Regions from separate parts of the Homo sapiens genome. Here all the other regions are linked to region 2. A link is an interaction called in ENCODE POLR2A ChIA-PET data of the cell type or tissue named here. Cell type or tissue: PC-9. All regions are shown on one strand.

Region 1 (2,500 bases), 74 kb after region 2:
GTCAGTTTCAAGTCATCAGAAGGGCCTGACTGCTCTGGCCCCTTAGACCTTGCTGGGCAAAAATCCTCTCATTTTCAGCTGCTTATCTCAAATTGGCCAGACAAGCTTCCCAGTAAATAGTTGATGGCTATTTTAGGGTCTCCTGTTCCCAGACCCATCCGATGCCCTGTTGCACACAAATGCAAATAATATGCCAGCTGTGAAGCTGTTGGTAGTGTGTCCCCATCAGCTGGTATGTTGGGGCTCATGAGGATACTCTGCCACCTAGTCTAGCTCTAAATGTTGTTCCTGAGCTTTTGGGTCTGCTCTCTAGTCGCTGTGTCTTTTTTTACGTGGATATAGGAGAAGACCCAGAACTACGCTGCCACTGGTGCTGCCACCTTCTCAGATTTCTTAGCTGCAAATTCTTGCCTTTCCCTCTATGGGAGCTGGAAACCCTCTACTCTGTAGGGTTTGATTTATTTATTTATCAAACCCTTACATAGTACTTGCTATGTGTAATGATAATGTGTTCAAAGCACATTAAAATTACTCTCTAAATCAGCCTAATAATCCTATGAAGCAGGTCCTATTATTATCCCCAGTTACAGATGAAGAAACTGAAACAGAGAGAAAGTGAAGGGACTTGCCAAGGTCACACTGCTGGTCAACAGGAGACCAAGCATGTGAACCCAGGAGCAGGATCCAGAGTCAGTGCTGCACAACTCTGCCTCTCACGAGCACGTAAAGTGTATCTGGCCTTGTAGATTCAGCACTCAACCATGACCACCACCCCACCCACTTCTCCCAAGACCCCTGTCAGATGGTATGTTTTATCCCTCCTTCAAAGACCAAGTCCAAATGTTAATTCTTCTAAGAAACCTAATGAATTCACCCAAGTAGTTAACTACAATACTTCCGCCTTCCTCCTCTCCTTTCTCCTTCTCCCCCAGTACAGACCTTCATTATACTGCCTTTCACAGGGTGATATAATTATTTGTTGTGTTAAAGAAAAAATTATTCAATGATACTTGTTAAGGCAGAGTAAGGACTTTGTTCAGGTCCGTCACGATAGGCAGAGGGACCACTGCAACTGGGTCTTGCAGTGGGAGGGAAGGAGTGGCTAGACTCCAAGTACAGCCTAAACAGGTGAAGCTTTACAGCCAAGAAGGAGGGTGGGGGTCAGTGGGTGGAAAATCACTAAGAGGAAACATGAGGAGTAGGAAAGATTCTGGCTAAACCGATCTAACAGGATTCTTGCTGAAGACGGGCCAGGGTGATCAGATAGCAACTGGGGGATGGTAGTGGCTGAGGAACCCAATCAGACACTGAGGATGATCAGGTATTAGAGAATGGGGGATTCTGGCTAAAATGACTTCACAGATTCTTTTGCTAAAACTGGATTTTACATGGAAGTGTACAGATGGGCCTAGCAGAAGATTTCGAAGTGTGGCTAAAGTTTGGCCAAGCAAGGAATCTTTGTCCATTGACATCCTTGTCTTTCCCATAGCTCAGAGAATGCTTCTGTTCATCTTATATCCCCAGAGCTTACCCAGCAGGCTCTCAATAAACATTCATGGAATTGAGTAGGCAACAGTTTTTTGTTTGTTTTTGTGTGTGTGTATGTGTGTTTAATTTACTAGCTCAAAATGTACTTGAAAGCAGTATAATTGCATCTTTTAAAAAGATCTGTAATTCAGGTTTTACTAAGCCTGGCTAATGAGTTTTTCTGGGTATTCTTCAGAAAAAATATAGCTTTAGATTCTTCCTGGTATTTTAACTGCTTATTTCCAGGATGCAGGGATCACTGCTTCTGTTGCTAATTTGCCAGGGAGATTCAGAGGAGAACCAGCTACCACAACCATCAGTCAGCCAGAACAGAGAGACAGAAGACGCAAATTATGCCAGGGGGAGGCAGAAGGAGGAAGAGCTAGCAGAAAAAAAGATACAGCGTGTCCACACCAGACCTGGAGAACCATCACCAGAAGGCATTCACAAATAAAAAGTAAAAATTCAAACCCAAAATACAGAGGAAGGTGGAAAAAACAAATGTCAATTAAGAAATAATCCAGCCAGGCGTGGTGACTCACGCCTGTAATCCCAGCACTTTGGGAGGCCGAGGCAGGCAGATCACGAGGTCAGGTGATCGAGACCATCCTGGCTAACATGGTGAAACCCTGTCTCTACTAAAAATACAAAAAATTAGCCGGGCATGGTGGCGGGCGCCTGTAGTTCCAGCTACTCAGGAGGCTGAGGCAGGAGAATGGCGTGAACCCGGGAGGCGGAGCTTGCAGTGAGCTGAGATCGCACCCCTGCACCCCAGCCTGGGCAACAGAGAGGGACTCCATCTCAAAAAAAAAAAAAAAGAAAAGAAATAATCCGTGACTTTTCTAAACCCTGTAATTTAATGCAGGAATTTGCTATGAGAACATACAATCATATTACAGATTTCTTTATTGGTGGGCAGGTCTATGGCAGACATTGCCATACAAATATAAAGGTGGGTACTTTTAGAAAAATT
Region 2 (2,500 bases):
TGGAGTGACAAAGTGGCTGAGATGGTACCTCTCAGCTTAGAACTTTTTGGACCCTGTTAAGCTTATTCAAAGTACTTAAACAGCAAGTTTTATCATTTCATGGTGACAGGAATGTAACGCTGGAGGGACCAGCTGCTCCTCCAAGGGCCTTCAGCTGTCTCCTCTACTAACTGCCCAACAGGTGGACAGAGCTGACCCTCACGGAGGGAAGGTTTCACCTCCATCAAGGCCTGACTACCCATCAGCTATGTCCTCCACTCCCAGGCTTCAGGGAGTCTACAGTTCTGCTGCAGACAAGCTTGTCACAAACAAACAGATAATACTACATGGCAGTTGCAACAAGTGCCCACTTAATCTTGTTTCGGTTGGTGTTGAAATGTTTTAGCCAGGTTGGGAAGAAACCATGGGATCCACTGATTACATCTGGCCCCAACTTTTAATAAAGTATTCTTGGGAAGAAGTTTCCCATCGCAAAGAAATACAAATATTTAAAAAGCAAACAAGTCACGGACTGCTCTCAGACCTGCTGCCATATGCTTTGCTTTTTTGAGCTTACGGCTTAACATTAAAATAACAGCCTTGCATTCCTCAAATATCTCCACTGCTGTTCCTTACTTCCACTACTTGAAAAGGCTGTCAGCTGCTGTCACTTGGAGGCATTACCATATTAGCCACCACTGTTTACTGCTTACCATGTGGTATGGCTATTAGTTTAATAAGCCTCCTCTTGGATGACACCCTAGGCTATGGAAGAAGGAACCATACCCTGGAGTCCAATGCCTAATGAAAGAGCTTGTGTGTGTGTGCGTGTGTGTGTGTGTGTGTGTGTGTGTGTTGGAGGGTGAGACACGGAATGAAGCTTTATAAATATTGATGAGAGACACTGAATTCAATTGCATCAGGTTGTACTTTACCGATGGTTAAAGGATCGAATATTTTTTAAAGTGCTTTAACCATTTTAAGGTTCCATGGGATAAACAGCTTGGGGTAAAATCCAGAAATATAGTTGGTGTACAAAAGAGCAAGTTTGAGATCTGCAAGAAGTAAAACACTGCAGCAAAGCTCTTTAATTCACTCTGCATAAATAGCTGAGCCTACAAAAGAAATCTCTAGTCAGAGGTTTCCTGGATTATAACAAGAATTCTCTCGATGGGAAGAAGTGCCCTTTTCACTTGAAGACAAAGAAATGTTTGTAATGGAAATGTGTGAACCAATTTTCCAAGGAGAGCTGCTGAAAAGCACTGATTAAAAACACAGCGAGGTGATGAGGCAGTGAAATAAAGCCAGAGCTGACCCACTTAAAGTTTGTGGCTGCACTTCCTTCTGAAAGTGAAGAGAGCAACCCTGGGCCACCTTCTACATTCTTTCCCTTCTCCCCAACCCCAAGCAGTCCCTGCCCCATTACTGACCCTGCAACTCTGTAGACAATCAGAACCTTCCAGCGTGCAGGAATGTTTACTATTTCTGGCCATTGTGTACTGGTTACTAAGCTACTGCCACTGAGGATGAAATGGTAACCCAGTAGCCCAAAAGACAAAGTCCTTCTCAACAAAGCCTAACCAACAGGCAATGGATTATAGTGATTCAGAGGAAAGATAAGAAGGTAGGTAGATGATTCTAGCATATGACAGTTTACAGTGATAGTTCTTAGGTTACGTATAATATTGATTGTTTAAGAACTTCCATTTCCTAGAGAATAAAACTAAGACACAGAGAGGGAAGCTATCTTGATCAAAATTGCCTAAAATAGGAGAATCACCGAGAGCTAGTGGAAGCCCTCAGTAACTCAGGACAAACAAGCTATAAAGCCCTGTTTCCCAGATTTCACCCACTGGAGTTCAACATCACTTCTGCCATATCCAAGTATATCTGGCAGAAGTTACTTAATATTTACTTAATATTTTTCTTTAAATTGACTTGGAAAATTCTTAATAGCCCCCTGAGCAATAATTTTCATCAAATCACTACATTCTAATGTACATTTAAGAATGTGTAACTAGGCTGGGCACAGTGGCTCATGCCTGTAATCCCAGCACTTTGGGAGACCAAGGAGGGCAGATCGTGAGGTCAGGAGTTCAAGGCCAGCCTGACCAACATGGTGAAACCCCGTCTCTACTAAAAATACAAAAAATTAGCTGGGTGTGGTGGCAGGCGCCTGTAGTCCCAGCTACTAGGGAAGCTGAGACAGGAAAATCGCTTGAACCCGGGAAGTGGAGGTTGCAGTGAGCCGAGACCATGCCACTGCACTACAGACTGGGCAACAGAGTGATATTCCGTCTCAAAAAAAAAAAGGAATGTATAACTATTAAAAATGTTCATCCACAGTCCATCTAAAATTGTCTCATGTGCTCCAATGGTACACATTGGGAAAGAGTGGATAAAGTATTTTAAAAAAATAAGGATGACCTTATGTTAGGATGACCTAACAGCCTAAGTTTTTTGTTTGTTTGTTTGTTTGTTTGTTTTTTGAGACGGAATCTCGCTCTGTCGCCCAGGCTGG
Region 3 (2,500 bases), 460 kb after region 2:
TCAAAAAAAAAAAAAAAAATGCCCTTCGCTGATAAGCATAAAAATCTCCCTTTTTTTCTTAGAGATTCTGATCTGTTCCCTTAGGTGAATATCACCATAGAATGAGAATTATTCCCACTCAGTTCTGGGTATCCCCACCAACCCAGGGGATCTGCAGTTTTATTTAGGAAAGCATAGCATTTTGGGTCAGTTGGGCTGAGAATCAGGCTGTGAAAGTCTGAGCCAGGGCCAGCAGGCAGCACACATGGTTTCCAGTTCTGCCCTTGCCCTTGGACTTGCTGTGCCACCTTGGGCAAGTTGCTACCCCTCCCTAGGTCTCAGTTTCCTCACCTTCGACATCCTCACCTTTAACTAGAAAATTAGATGGTTTCTACAAAATTAGCCGGGCATGGTGGCACATGCCTGTAATCCCAGCTACTCAGAAAGCTGAGGCGGGAGAATTGCTTGAACCCGGGAGGCAATAGGTTGCGGTGAGCCAAGATCACGCCATTACACTCCAGCCTGGGCAACAAGAGTGAAACTCTGTCTCAAAAAAAAAAAAAAAAAAAAGAAGAAGAAGAAAAGAAAAGAAAATTAGATGGTTTCGAAGTTTCCTTTCAGCTTTAACATTTGATGAGCCCAAGTTCAATATTCATCCTGACCCAGATTTCAAAGATAATGTACTTAAAATATTACAGAATTTGAAAGTGATCAGTTATCTCCTCCGCTTAGAAATGTCATCGCTGGCAGTGCATTGGTGGGTGTTAGGGGCTATTTTGGTGCCTGGGTGTTCAGAAGAGGAGGAAGAGAGGGTGGAGAGATTACCAATTCAGTAACCTCCTCACGACTTTTGAGGCTAAGTCAATGCTTGTCTTGAATGCCTAATCCAAACAGCTGTGAGTTGTGGAGGTGTGTTAAAATGGTGACAAAAATAGCAACTGCTTTCTTTTACTGGGCACCTACTTAGGACCTTGGACTTAACGTGACTTCTCTCTGATTTCCAAAACAACTTCTCAAGGTGTACCATACTCTGATTCCATTTTACAGGTGAGCATTGACATCACTTGCTCAAGCTTGCAAAGCTGGATGAGGCTGGAATTCAAACTCCAACCTGACAGCATCCCATCTTCTTCCACTGTGGTAATAAGGTGTGGTCCCCAGACCAGCAGCACCAGCCTCCTGGGGAGCTGAGAAATGCTAATTTTGGGACCTTACCCACAGTATCTAGGAATCTGTGTTTTAACAAGCTCTCCAGTGAATTCTTTTTTTACAAATTTTATTTTGGCCAGGCACAGTGGCTCACGCCTGTAATCCCAGCACTTTGGGAAGCCGAGGCAGGTGGATCACTTGAGCCCAGGAGTTCAAGACCAGCCTGGCCAACATGGTAAAACCCTGTCTCTACTAAAAATACAAAAATTAGCTGGGCATGGTGGCGCACACCTATGGTCCCAGCTGCTCGGGAGGCTGAAGCAGGAGACTCTCTTGAACTCGTGAGGCAGAGGTTGCAGTGAGCCGAGATCATGCTGCTCCACCCCAGCCTGGGCAACAGAGCGAGACTCCATCTCCAAAAAAAAAAAAATTATTTTATTGTGGTAAGAACATTTAACATGAGATCTATCCTCTTAACAAAGTTTTATGGGTGTCAATAAAGATATTTGATAGATCAGTGGGGTAACTATGTTAACATCATTGTTGGCTATAGGTACAACGCTGGGCAGAAGATTCTATAGCTTATTCATCTTGCTTAACTGAAACTTCATGCTCCTTGGTTAGGAGCCCACTCTTCACCCTTAGCCCCCTCCCCGACCCCTAGCAACCATCAATCTACTACTGGATTATCTAAATTTGACTCTTTTAGAAACCTTATGTAAGTGGAATCATGCGCTATTTGTCTTTTTCACTTCATTTGAGAGCCCCTGTGTGAGGTTAGGCCACCTCTTGGCGATAGCCTGGCCAGCTGCCACACTGTGGAGATGCTCAGAAAGCAGGCATCCCTGATGCCCTTACAATGATATGACATTTCCACCAGGACGTTGGAAGTCGTGCACTCCTTTGCTGCTGGTCACACCCTAACACTTCAGGGATGTTCCAAATGCCACACAAATCATAAAATTGGCTTATGGACGCATTCTTGAGTTGAGTCAAAGTAAGTCATCAGATATTTGATAGATCAATGGGGTAACTATACTAACATCAATCTATTGTACATGTCTTTCTGGGGAGGACAGGATCTTGCTCTGTTACCCAGGCTGGAATGCAGTGGCATGATCACAGTTCACTGCAGCTTCAAGCGATCCTCCCATTTCAGCCTCTCAAGTGGCTGGAACCACAGATGTGTGCCACCATGTCCAGCTAATTTTTTATTTTTTTAGAGATGGGGTCTTACTATGTTGCTCAGGCTGGTCTGAAACTCCTGGGCTCAAGCAATCCTCCCACCTTGGCCTCCCAAAGTGTTGAAATTAGAGGCGTGAACCACTATGCCTGGCCTTAGTGTAGATCTCAAAAGAGCCAGAAGAGAATA

The links. Peaks named below come from ENCODE experiments on the same cell type or tissue, not always from the same donor. Only the 100,000 strongest peaks of a DNase experiment are listed, where the experiment ranks them.
Region 1: POLR2A ChIA-PET joins it to region 2 with 5 read pairs; 3 of 35 experiments call an interaction of 5 or more read pairs at or near these places.
Region 3: POLR2A ChIA-PET joins it to region 2 with 6 read pairs; 2 of 35 experiments call an interaction of 5 or more read pairs at or near these places.

Annotation. Positions count from the first base shown.
Region 1 is chr14:90,715,009-90,717,508 of GRCh38, forward strand. The region is part of intron 5 of TTC7B (tetratricopeptide repeat domain 7B); the gene reads right to left. Among named protein-coding and RNA genes, the nearest start is that of TTC7B-AS2, 19 kb to the left of the region's middle. In PC-9, no CTCF peak of the experiment used is centred here; a DNase peak (open chromatin) is centred at 1,173; H3K27ac peaks cover 2,062 bases.
Region 2 is chr14:90,641,128-90,643,627 of GRCh38, forward strand. The region is part of intron 15 of TTC7B (tetratricopeptide repeat domain 7B); the gene reads right to left. TTC7B-AS1 (TTC7B antisense RNA 1) reads left to right here and starts at 1,502. Exons shown (of 5, transcript NR_110134.1): 1 at 1,502-1,603. RefSeq lists enhancers at 746-1,350, 1,351-1,955. In PC-9, no CTCF peak of the experiment used is centred here; a DNase peak (open chromatin) is centred at 1,474.
Region 3 is chr14:91,099,527-91,102,026 of GRCh38, forward strand. It overlaps a transcript of DGLUCY not described here. Among named protein-coding and RNA genes, the nearest start is that of DGLUCY, 13 kb to the right of the region's middle. In PC-9, no CTCF peak of the experiment used is centred here; no DNase peak of the experiment used is centred here.